Linked DNA regions of Homo sapiens: region 2 is linked to region 1. The links are chromatin contacts, found by POLR2A ChIA-PET in ENCODE. All regions are on one chromosome and are shown on one strand. The core of a region is the stretch at or near the end of the contact, and the rest is flanking DNA. Distances in the headings are between cores, read along the strand shown.

The links. ChIA-PET counts read pairs that join two places held with the same protein, here RNA polymerase II (POLR2A).
Region 2: POLR2A ChIA-PET joins it to region 1 with 11 read pairs in naive thymus-derived CD4-positive, alpha-beta T cell. The contact joins the promoter of FGF1 here to the enhancer-like site in region 1. POLR2A ChIA-PET finds 5 or more read pairs at or near these places in 2 of 52 experiments (activated T-cell and naive thymus-derived CD4-positive, alpha-beta T cell).

The regions. Positions count from the first base shown.
Region 1 is chr5:142,059,779-142,065,972 of GRCh38, forward strand. No RefSeq gene overlaps it. Among named protein-coding and RNA genes, the nearest start is that of NDFIP1, 46 kb to the right of the region's middle. Within about 2 kb of position 4,218, at least 16 of the 41 ENCODE cell types and tissues checked have a DNase peak (open chromatin) inside an H3K27ac peak, as active enhancers do.
Region 2 is chr5:142,682,334-142,688,803 of GRCh38, forward strand. FGF1 (fibroblast growth factor 1) reads right to left here and starts at 3,757. Exons shown (of 4, transcript NM_000800.5): 1 at 3,624-3,757. RefSeq lists enhancers at 2,231-3,100, 4,200-4,225 and promoters at 3,703-4,566, 3,703-4,273.

The sequences.
Region 1 (6,194 bases), core at 2,968-5,467:
GGGGAAGAGATCTCAACACCCATGCAGCCTAGCCCCTAGATTCAAAGTCAAATGCATTTTCAGAAATAGCCTGCAGTTTGCTTAGAGTTAATAAGGTAGAAGGAGATTTCTAAGGAATGAACACCAAGATCTTGGTAATTCTCTTCATATGAATTCTCTGGGGGAGCAAAGTGTGCATCTGGGTTCCTACCACTGCCTCCCATCCCTCCAGAAGACTGCAAATGGCCCCTCGGACAAAGCCAGCAGACCCATGCTTGAGTGCCCCGGGCAGAGCGTCTACCCCTGCATAGGCCCTGGGAGGCCACATAGAGGGCCTTGATTGTTCATAGAAACCACTTCAAGCAGCTGGAAAGGTGTAAGGGCACACCTTCTCAGATGCCTGTCTCAAATTCTTTTTCTTTTCTTTTTTTAAAAATTATTATTTTTTTAGAGTTGGGGGTCTTACTGTGTTGGCTAGGCTGGTCTTGAACTCCTGGGCTCAAGTGATCCTTGCCCTTGATCTCCCAAAGTGCTGGGCTTATAGGCGTGAACCATCATGCCCAGCCTCAGATGCCTGTCATCTTTGAATCTTTATGGATCCAATAGGGAGACTCAGAGGAGATGACTCTTAGAATTTTAGCATTTTCAGATCCCATAGCTCTGAGAGGCAAAAGGGTAGGCTCTGGAAATGCAAGCATGCACTTGAACTTCTTCAGCTGGAAAATAGAACCCACAATGGGAGTGACTCTCTCCATGTTTCATAAGTCTTTCTCTTCTCCCATCTGTGTCTCTTGCTGAGGTGTCCCCCACCTCTACAGTCTGGGAGCCATTCATTCTTCCTTTGTGTTACTGTCAGGGTTTGGGCTGGTATGTAGCTTGTTGAACCCATCCCTCAAAGGAAGGCTAAGGGATCTGAGCATGCAGCACTGATCTAACCCCAAAGGATATATAGTGAGTTATACCACATACAAGTTTTTCCCAATCAACCTTACAAAAGCTCAGCATTGAGGGGAGCAGCCCTTTATCCTGGGGCCACATCAGGATATATGAACTCTCCCACTCCCACTCCTGTCCTTGCCATGGTTTGCATGTGTCTCCCCAAAAAGCATTGTATTGGAAACTTAATCCACGGTGCCACAGTGTTGGGAGATGGGGCCTAATGGGAGATGTTTAGGTCATGAAGGCTCCACCCCCATGAATGAATGAATGCCAATTATAAAAGGGCTTGAGGCTGCAAGTTCCATCTCTTGCTCTTTGGCTCTCTCCCACACTTTCTTGCTTTCCACCTTTTGCCATGGGAACAAGAAGGCCTTTGCTACACTCAGGACCCTTGACCTTGGACTTCCCAGAACAGTAGAAATAAACCTATGTTCTTTATAAATTACTCAATCTTAAGTATTCTATTGTAGTAGCACACAACAGACTAAGATAGGAGACATAGTAAAATATAACACATCTAAGTTTCCCCAATCAACCTTACAAGAGGGGGAAAGCACTTTATTGAATATTGAGTGGGACAGCACTTTATCCTGGGGCCACATCAGAGTGCATGTGTGAACCCTGCTCCATCCCACCTCCTGTGTTTGCTGTGGTCTTTGGGAATAGGACCCCTAAGAATTTGAGAGCAGATAAATTTTAAAAAATAACTACAGCTCCAAAGCTTCTCCTGTCCTTTGGAGGCTCACAATGAAGATTCCTTTGTTTAGCAAAGCACTTAATGTATTTTGAGACTATGCCAAGGTAGGCTCAGGAGTTTGATTTGGATGGAAGCTGAAAACTGAATACTTCTGCATTAGAAAGTAACAAGGAATTTCAGGGTGCACCCTGGGGGAGAAGTCAATGAGCAAACAATGCAACATCCTTAGTCTGAGCCCTGGAAGACTGAGAAATGATTCTGTTGGAGCATAAGTTGGTCTTGTGAGCTATGGGATGTTCCCCATCTGTCACCCCCAGACCTTCAGTAAAACCTGCTGTATACAGTAGCCTGGTGTTGGTGGTGACTTGGGGTCATGCATGAAGTGAGTGGGACTCACTTGAGGTCAACCTCAAAGACTGACCTTAAGAGTCGGGACTGAGGCTGGGTGCAGTGGCTCACACCTGTAATTCCGACACTTTGGGAGGCTATGGTGGGAGGATGGCTTGAGCCCAGGAGTTCAAGACCAGGCTGGACAAGGTGATGTGACCCTGTTTCTACAAAAAAAAAAAAAAAAAAAAAAAAAAAGCCAGGCATGGTGGTGCATGCCTGTAGTCACAGCTACTCCGGAGACTGAGGTGGGAGGATCACTTGAGCCTAGGAGTTCAAGGCTGCAGTGAGCTATGATCCCGCCACTGCACTCCAGTCTGGGCAACAGAGCAAGACTCTATCCCCACAAAAATTTTGTTTTAATTTTTAATTTTAATTTTTTGCATGTTCTCACTTATTTTTGGGATCTAAAAATCAAAACAAACTCATGGACATAGTAGGTAGTAGGGGGAAGGCGGGGGTTGGGTAATGGGTACAAAAATAGAAAGAATGAATAAGACATACTATTTGATAGCACAACAGGGTGACTCTAGTCAATAATATAAATTTTTAAAAATTATATATTTATTTATTTATTTATTTTAAAGAGTTGGGACTGAGCTGGAGCATAGGCCATAAGATTGCCTCTCAGGAGCAGAAGTGAGACTGTGAAAGTAAGAAAGCAGGGGTAGGGCTGGGTGGGATGAGGTGAGGGAGTGAAGGGCACATACCTAGGGGAGTTTCACTTTGCAAGGGTGTTCTAGATGCTGGGATTGTCTGCCTTCTGCAACCACAGAGGGCTAGCCAGAAACCAGGGAGCCTCCTTGTCTGTACTCTGATCCCATCCTTGGGCTTAGTTGATTAGTCCAGGTATGGGAACCTCTGACCTGGGCCATTAAGCCTCTTCCCTTGGTTTCTGTCTCTTAGACTTCAAGAATGCTTGAGGTCAGGCTGTCTCCCATGACTGAGGCAGTGAAAGGTAAAATTCATAGGATCTGTCCACAGCCATGCTTTCTGTCATGTGGGAAAAGCTAGCCGGGCATGGTGGCTCAAGCCTGTAATCTCAGCACTTTGGGAGGCCGAGGTGGGTGGATCACCTGAGGTCAGGAGTTCGAGACCAACTCAGCCAACATGGTGAAACCCTGTCTCTACCAAAAATATAAAAATTAGCCAGGTGTGGCAGCGGGCGCCTATAGTCCCAGCTACTTTGGGAGGCTGAGGCAGGAGAATCGCTTGAACCCGGGAGGTGGAGGTTGCAGTGACCCGAAATCATGCCGTTGCACTCCAGCCTGGGTGACAGAGTAAGACTCTGTGTCAAAAATAGTAATAATAGTAATAAAATTTAAAAATTAAAAGAAAAGAAAAGCTGCTGCAAGGAGAGGAAAGGAAGCTGACGTCTGAGAGGGATGCAGAGAGAAGAGACGATAACTGAGTCTTGGTGACTTTCAGGCCTCAGAGCTCCAGCTGCAGCTCTGCCCAGAGCACCCTTTTCCCTAAGCTGCTGAACTTTGGTCTCTGCCACTTGCATCCAAAGTGCCCAATGGACACCAAGCACCTCCTCCTCACCCCCTTCATCTGGTGAACCCCTCTGGCTGGAAGTGGGGAGCTTGAGTGAGGACAGAAGCAAGTGTCCATCCCAGAATTGGGGTCCCTCATTTCTTTCTCTTCACCGTGCTTAACATGATCCAAAATTACATGTATTTACTTAATTGCTTACGTGTTTACATTGATCACCCCTGCACCCCCCAAAAATGTAAAGTTCCATTTTGTCTTGTTTAACTTGGTATCCCTAGTGCCTGGCACATCATAGGTGCTCATGAGTCATTGAATGAACAAATGAATGTACAAAGAAGATGGCTTGAAATCAGACCACTGAGACCCCCAACGAGGTCACAATTGCAGGAGAAACATCTCAGTGCCAGGCACTGAGCCTGGGATGTTTGAAATTTCTGTGCCCAAGCTGTGTGCCCTTTGGGGCGTGTGTGTATGCTGGGTACAAGGCCAGATACACAATCAATGCTATAGAAACCACAGATAAAGGGCCAGGGAGCTGAGTGTGACAATGGGCTGTTGGGAGAAGTTCCATGCAGATTACAAAGGGTTCAGAAAGGACAGGGGCATTGAAAGGCAGCTGTAATTAGAAAGCATAGGCATTCAAAGCTGCCTGGAGGTCAGAGGGGCTGGGCTGGCAGGCTGGGGAGATCGGGCAGGAAATGGGCACGGAAGCCCTGCAGTTCAGGGCTGACATAATTGGACAGAGAGCGGCAGCCAGTTACCATGGTAACAGCCAATCCGAGTGGCCGCGTATGTGGCAAGGAGTCAAGGTTTCTAAAGAAGGGGCTAAAAATGCTGCCTTTGTTCCCACTTTGAGCGAGTTGCCATCAGATCCCTGTGGGGGTGACGTGGCATGGGGACAGAGCCAACAACTGCTAGCCACCATGGCTGGGAGGGAGCCACGTGAGGACCCAGGGGACTGGCTGGGGCTGGGGAAGCTAAATATGTCATTCCATGGAGCTGGCTGTGCCTCCCAACATAAAGCAGCGGCCAATGGCCTGGGATTCAGAGTCTGAGAGTCCAGGGCTCAGATTGCAGCGTGGCCTCTTAGCAGCTATGTGACCTCAGTTTCCTTACATACAAAATGGGACTACTAACACCTTTTTCGCAGGGCGGTTGTAAGGATGGAGAGAAGTGATGCATGTCACACATTCACTTAGTGAGTGGTAGATGCTGTTGTTGTTATTCTGACAGACAACAACAGCAGCTCCTCCAAAAGGCTCTTAGCTTCTGGGGAGTAAAAGGCAGGTTTTGCTTCTTCAGGAGTTTCTTTAGGGGTACCAAAAAGGCAGTTGATAGAAACTAAAAAACTCCAGGAGGTGACCAGCTAGACTAACCAAGTGGTATTTAAAAAGAAAACATTCTTTAGGCAGGCTTGAGAGCTGTGAGATATCAGAGAATCCTGCTCCTTTGTTCTTTTGTCCAATTTGTGGGCCTGGACAGGACACAAAGACAAGGCCATCCCTCCCCTCTCCTTCCACAGTGCGGAGAGAAAGCAGAGAAGATCCTGACATGAGTGCTTCCTGAGACTTTTTTTTTTAATTTTTTTTTTTTTTTTTTTTTTTGAGACAGAGTCTCTCTCTGTCCCTCAAGCTGGAGTGCAGTGGCGCGATCTTGACTCACTGCAACCTCCACTTCCTGGGTTCAAGCAATTCTCCTGCCTCAGCCTCCCAGGTAGCTGGGATTACAGGTGCAGGCTGCCACGCCCAGCTAATTTTTTGTATTTTTAGTAAAGACGGGGTTTCATTATTTTGGCCAGGCCAGTCTCGAACTCCTGACCTCAGGTGATCCACCTGCCTCGGCCTCCCAAAGTGCCGGGATTACAGGCGTAAGCCACCACGCCCGGCCTTTTTTTTTTTCTTTAACTTTTAAGTTCAAGGGTGCATGTGCTGGTTTGTTGCATAGGTAAACATGTGTCATGGGGGTTTGTTGTTCAGATTATTTCATCACCCAGGTATTAAGCCTAGTACCTGTTAGTTATTTTTCCAGATCCTCTTCTTAAGATTTTCAAGTGAGGAAGTGAAATGAGGGTGGAAAGGCAGAGGAGGGTGCTTTGCTTAGAGACCAGGACAGGTCAGAGACAGGGCATAGGCACAGCTGTGGACTGACCACCCCCTGCCTCCCCAGCCAGAAGTGCCGGGAAATGCAGACATCCCTATTTGGACTCTGGTGCAGTCCTCTGTTGCTATGGCAACTCAGGGGCTCTGTGGTTGGTGGAAGAAGGCAGTGGCTGTGTGGAAATCGGCATTGGAGGCAGCAGCTGTGCCCTTTTGCTCCAGCAGTCTGGGTATTTCTGATGGGGGCAGGGTGGGGATACTCCCTCTGCCATCTCAGGAAGCCACACAGGAGACCCCTGGACTCCACGGCCAATGCCTCTGGCTCAGATCAGCTCCCACCCAGACTCCCTCACAGGGAGGAACCAGGCTTCTGTATGGAGTGGCAATTCCCTTGGCACCCCTACCTTGAGTATCTCCTCAGACCATATATTCCCCTGGGATTTCCTCTTCATTTTCCTCATTGATTCATTCATTCATTTGTTCATTCATTCAGCAAGTATATACCGCACAAAATGCTGGGCCAGAGCAGTGAAAAAGACAGACGAGGCTCCTGCCTTCAGGGAGCCTCCAGTTTAGTTGGGGAGAACACAGCACACAAATAA
Region 2 (6,470 bases), core at 2,507-5,006, 620 kb after region 1:
TTGGCCTCCCAAAGTGCTGGGATTACAGGCATGAGCCATCGCACCTGGCCAAAGCAGCCTTTTTAGAATTCACCTTTGAATAATAATAATAATAATAGCAAATACATGGTACTCACTATGAGCTAGACCCTGTGCTGATAAGGGCATTACTCATTTGATTCCTTCCATAACAAGGCTGGTACTTTATTACCCCCACTTTACAGATGAGGAAACCAAGGGCCAAAGTCACAGGACTAATAAGTGGCAGAATTTGGATCCCAGGCAGCCCAGCTACAGAATCTATGTACTTAGCTAATGTGTTATGCTCCCTCTCGTAAGTAGTATAATTTAATTATTAAAAAGGAAAGGGGAAAACAACGAAAAAGTTAAAGACAGAGAAATGTTTTAAGCAGTTAGCATTGGCACCAGGATTCTTGCAAGTGAACTCAAGAAGCTCACTTCTGGCTGGGTTTAAACCATGGTGTATTTAATAATCAAAATAATTGCTATTCCTTCCCTCCCCTTTTCTCTCCCTGTAGGCCACTGGCCCAGATGCTTGTTCTTGTTCCTGTACCTTGGACTCCTTTGCTTATCTTTCCGCTGAGTTGGACACGCTAGCCCAGGCCCATTCTCTGTTACCTGCCCACCCAATCAGTCCCCTTCCTTCTCTGTGGTTGTTTGGGCTGGATCCAGTCATATCTCAAGATGGGGACGCCTTGCTGGTACTTGAACATTTGTTGATTAGTGAACCCTTTCTTCAGAAAAAGTACTCTCACCCACATGTATAGATGTTAGATTTACCTAAAGCATGGTATGCCTGTGGCACAAACAACTTCAGATTATTTTTCCAGCAACCTAAATCAAGGGATACTGCATTAGCCATGCACTGCTTATTTAATGAGGTGGAAATGGGTGTGTCCACTCTGCACAATACCTAACCCCTGGGAGCTAGCATACAGGCTGACAGTGTCAGAGGCGTTCGAACCAGAGCAACTCCATCTTGAGTGAGGGCTGGGAAAATGAGGCTGGGACCTGCTGGGCTGCATTCCCAGAAAATTAGGCATTCCTAGACTCCAGATATTTATGGTTAAGGGAATAGATTGATAATGTTTACTACACAGACTCAGACTTGGGAGTCTCCAGGTAGCCCGATATTTTGAGAACAAATGCATTCCTAATTTTGCTTTAAAGATAATATGGATTCTTGCAAAATATAGTAATTAAGAAAATTAGGCCAGGTGCAGTGGCTCACACCTGTAATCCTAGCACTTTGGGAGGCCGGTTGGATCACCTGACATTGGGAGTTAGAGACCAGCCTTAGCAACATGGAGAAACCCCGTCTCTAATAAAAATACAAAATTAGCCGGGCATGGTGCCGCACACCTGTAATCCCAGCTACTTGGGAGGCTGAGGCAGGAGAATTGCTTGAACCCGGGAGGCGGAGGTTGCAGTGAGCCGAGATTGTGCCATTGCATTCCAGCCTGAGCAACAAGAGTGAAACTCTGTCTCAAAAAAAAAAAAAAAAAAAAAAGGAAAAGAAAATTAATCCTTTATCCTTTATCACAAACCCTTGTAGCAGAGCACATCTCCCCATGATCTTTTTAAAATCCTATATATACGAGCATGGTACCTAGGATGGATGTGTTCCTCCTCTTACTTTTGGGAACACCCTACTCTGTCAGTGGAGCAGCTGTGCTTTCACCACTTTACTTTCTTAATAAAAAGAAAGTGCTTTTGCTTTGCACTGCGGACTCGCCCTGACTTCTTTCTTGCTTGAGATCCAAGAACCCTCTCTTGGGGTCTGGATCTCTTTCCTGTAACAGCAGTCCCAAGATCCTAATAGTTTATGTGTAGTTCACAGAATGCATGTCACCTAAGTGAGTGGCTGCACTGTCCCAAGATGAGATGTCCCTTCAATGTAGATACGGCATATGGATGTCCGCCCACCATCTCCACTGAATGTTATCATCATGGCTGGTGCTACTCACCTGTAAAGTCAAACCACTTAACCAGATATGGCTTCCTTGATCCTTTGCAGAACTAGTCAAGTCATATGTAAACAGCAGATTTGAGAGAGAATTTAAAAGAAACTCATTGTGTTTTCTCTTAAAGTTTTGCATACTAAGTTTGCTTTGGATTACATACTTCATTTGCAAACCCATTTATTCACACTAACAAAGGCAGGGGCAACAGAAGAAAGTCTCTCTGAGTCCCTCTGCCAACAGCAAATTGTTGATCTTGCCTTCAGATCAACATCTCAAGAGGGGACTTTCCTCGGAAGCCCTCAAAGACCAACACAAAGAAAACAAAGGAAAAGGGAATTTGCGACTGTGAATCAGAGTCTCCACCAAAATCCTCAGTCATCCACACTGACAAACAGCTCCAGTAAACTGCTGGCCACCCTTCACTAGACATCACTTCCCAAAGCGAGGCCCACTCCTTTCAGCCCTGATGCCACTGCTGCTGGCTCACTGTTACACAGAGCTGGTGGAGGGGCAGCCTGGCTCGCCCTCAGCCGGGATGCTCAAGTCCTCCCACTGGGTCGGGGAGCTAACTCGTAAACAATCGCATCCCTGTAGAGAATGAAAGGAAAAGTGCCAGTCACCAGTGCAGAAAGGAGGGAGGCAAGCGGGGGTGGTGGGGTGGTGGGTGGATGTAACATAGCTAGAGAATAATGGAGTGTTTGAATTCTGCTGAGGCAGAGTGAGCCCTTGGGCCTCCCTTGGGTCTCTGAAAAGTGCGTACTTGATTAAATGCCTGAAATTTCCATCTCAGTATCTGGAGGGCTGCATTTCTGAAGTGCTCCTCTGCAGCAGCCTTGCATACCTTTGGCATGTAATTGTGATGTGGGTGTGGATAGTGTATGTGCCAGAGACTCTGTCCATTCTGACTCCTTCTTTCCTAGTGCCCATCGGAGGGGTACTGAAACGAGGATGTGATATTCCAAGATCAGAAAGGAAGGAAAGAAGTAATCCGAGTGACCATGGGGCCATGGGAATACCACCCTACCAAAACCCTGAGCTGACACACCCAGATAATCCTAAACTTCAGCCTGACTTCTATATCAAAAGGTTAATAAAATCTAAGCTGCCCACCATGTGGACAGCTTTTCCAAGGCAGCTGAATATCCAGGCTTCCCAAGAGAGAGCTAGTGTGACACAGCACGATAATGCTAGCCACACTCACCACAGCCAGACTCACCGCAGCTTTCTGCTTCTGCCGAACCTCAAGGGCTGCATCCAGCACTTTAGTAAATGAGAAATGCCTGCCCCCTCCAGCCCTGATTCAGGGCCAGTGTCAGGCGGGCACTGGAGGAATGGAGATAATGTGGCGGCATGGTGCATTCATATTTTTGCAGTCTCTAAACTAGAAGTACTATTTTTACATGTCTGTGACATCAGCATGCCCTTCCCCCAGAGCAGTCTGCACCATGGTTTAAACCCAGCCAAAGGTGAGCTTCTTGAGATTCACTTGCAGGAGTCCTGGTTCCAGTGCTATCTGCTTGAAACATTTTCTTTCTTCTCCAAGTAGCATTACATTTGCACTTGGACACACACACAAAACACACACACACACACACACACACACACACAACCTCAGCTATAACCTGCTCTGTTTCCCAGATCAGATGCCCTGATTCTTACCTAAAGAGCTTGTAGGCCGAGGGCTGTACCTCTCTCCACACTCGCTCAGTGCTGTCCCAGGGGAAGCAGAATCCACTTGGTGTCTTCTTCTCAGAGTAGCCCGGCTCTCTGAACCTCCAGGCTACTGCAGCTCTGAGTGGGGAGAGGGACGGGCCGTGGCATGCACATCAGGTTGCTGGCCTGCCTCCAGATACCATGCCACAGAGCTGGCTACCCGTCCCTAGGGCTCTGTGGGAAATCGAGGTGGGGGGGGTGTAGGCTGGGGGAGCCAAGAATGTCAGCCTCTAGGTCTATCTCCGGTCCTTGTTTATCAGTAGAGGGGACCTGCCTTTAGACAACCGCCCACTCCCACACCACCCGCAGGGATGCACACAGCTCTAAGCAACCCCTACTCTGGACAGCCAGCAGCAGGCCCAGGAACACAGAGCCATTGGCCAGCCAGGAGGGAGGTAGAGACAGAAGACGGTGGCAGCAGCTACCCTGGGTGTTATTTTAACGTGGTTTGTCTTGGGGCAAATGTGTGAGCCGAATGGACTTCTGGCCCGTCTGAGCAGAATCCTGTTTATTTTGAGGCCTGAGTTGCCAGGGAAACAGCAGGTCGTGGCTCGGAGACTCTCCTCTGGAGTCAGAAGGCTGCTGGATGAAAGGGAGGCCTTTTCTGTTCTGTCATCTGGCATCCCTGCATGGGGTGTAGGTGTCTGTGTGTGGCAACGTGTATGTGTGCGTGTGTGTGTCTGTCTGTGCCATCCCCAGAGCCAAGCCCTACAAATGGCATTTTACGAAGTCAATCGAGGCAAAAGCCATCCAGGTTGGGACTGGCGAGGGGCTGCAGAGGTGGCAGCTCTGTCCTCCCTCTCCACTGTTCAAGCCTGTCCCCGTTGGATGAGGTGAATCCTCAGGTGAGCTCAACTTCAGGGGTGGGAAATTCTTCAATGGGCCATGGACATCCTCTTTAGACTTCTGGCCAGGACAGGGTAAGGAAGGGAGGGAGCTGTCTGGACAAATAACTCTTTGGCTAGAAGGTGGGGAATAAGGTGGACTGAAAGGATATGGATCAAGAGCTGTCTTTGAAGAAACCAAATGAAAACATGATTAATAGTTTCCAATAATTGAAGAGTCGCTCCTGCTTATGCAGGCGTTTGAGCCCAGAAGGCATGAGTGTGTGTGTGTGTGTGTGTGCACGCATGCACTCCCATGTATGTACACAAGCCTGCTCACCTGATGATTCAGGTAGAGAGGTACAGATCGACCTGTCAGAACTAGAAATATGCTCTCCAGTCTCTACCTCCTCTGGGTAGTTGCTTAGGTGTAGAGAGGATGGAGTTGCAGTTTGTTCCCCACACTCCCCACAGAGCATGGGGGTGTGGGGAAGCCATCCATGTGCCTTCTGAAGGGATGAGCCTTGGAGAAGGAGCTCGTGTCCTGTACTAAAGAGCTAGAGGCTCAATCATCACAGAACTCCAATCACGGATAAGCAGCAGCTCCCAAAAGGGACTTGAATATACAGAAAATGTTGATTTCTTGAGACCCTATTAATTGGAACCCTCATGAACTACCACTTCTACACCTGCAAAGGATACTGATAATTTGCTTTAAAACATAATAATCTTCCTGAGTATCTGCAAGTTTCCAAAGGGCCTTCTGAATCCTTAAAGAAAATATTTTGGACAATGGTTTTCCAAGTATTAAAGAATCATTATGCTAGATGTAGTATGCATGTTAACCCTTTTTAACTACGTGAAATGATAGACTTGAAAGTTAGAAAATACCCTAAAAATCCTAAGGACAGAGATGCAGACTCAGAGACTCACTCAGGTGGTACCCTTAGTTAAAGTCCTCATTGTGACTAAAACCAGGTCTCCCTGCTTTAGGTTAACCCCGTGTTAACCTGCCTGCACTGTGTGGTTGGCCATTGTTGGGCAATTCAGCCCAAGGGCTCCAGATTCCCCCCCTCCTAGTGGAAATTAATGAGACTTTCCTACTCATATCTTCCCTGCAAACTCACAGGATTATCATGACAATCAAATGTGTCCAAGTGTGTTCGAGCACCTTGAACGCAGGGAATGCAAATGCAAGTCATTATTTTATTTTATTTCTCCATTATGTCCAGTTGTGAAACCCTGTTTAAACACACACACTCACACACACATACACACACAGCTTTTAGGCAAATATAATCCCTAGCTACTGACATATGCTAATTTATCTACTGCATATTGGGTGTTTGGCAATATTACTGTCCAAATACTGGGAAATAATCCTCAGTTAAGGTATTTACTGTAATATAATTCCCGCCAATGTGGAAATTTTTTAAAATTTCATTATAATATCCTTCAATTTCTACATTTATTTGAACTTCTGTTACTATCTAGATTTACCTTTTAAATAACATATATTGAGATTTTTCCCAGTCTGGAGACATGATCATGTGAATGCTTTTCAGCCCCACTGTTATTTAGAGTAGGAAGGGACTTTGCAATGACCTAGTCGAAAAGTCTGGTCTCAGAATAGCCCTCCAGCTCTGTGCCTGGAAATAGTCAGTGGAAATAATAGCCGTCGAAGCTGCTTATTAAGCATCCACAATATGCTAGATCGTATGCAGAACATGTAACAGAAATCATGTCTTCCTCCAAAGCTCTTACACCACTTTAAAAGCCATTTCTGCCCTGATAAAACCTTGTAGGAGAGGCTGCTAGTACTGCAGAGGGGTCCCTGGAGAAAGGAAGAAAATTACAGGTTTGGAGGACCAAAAAAAATTCTAGTAGGTTTATCCACAGAGACGTGGGCTTGCCCCGGAGTCATCCACATCTAAAATGTTGTGGCTCTTGCCAGAGGTGAGATTTTTCC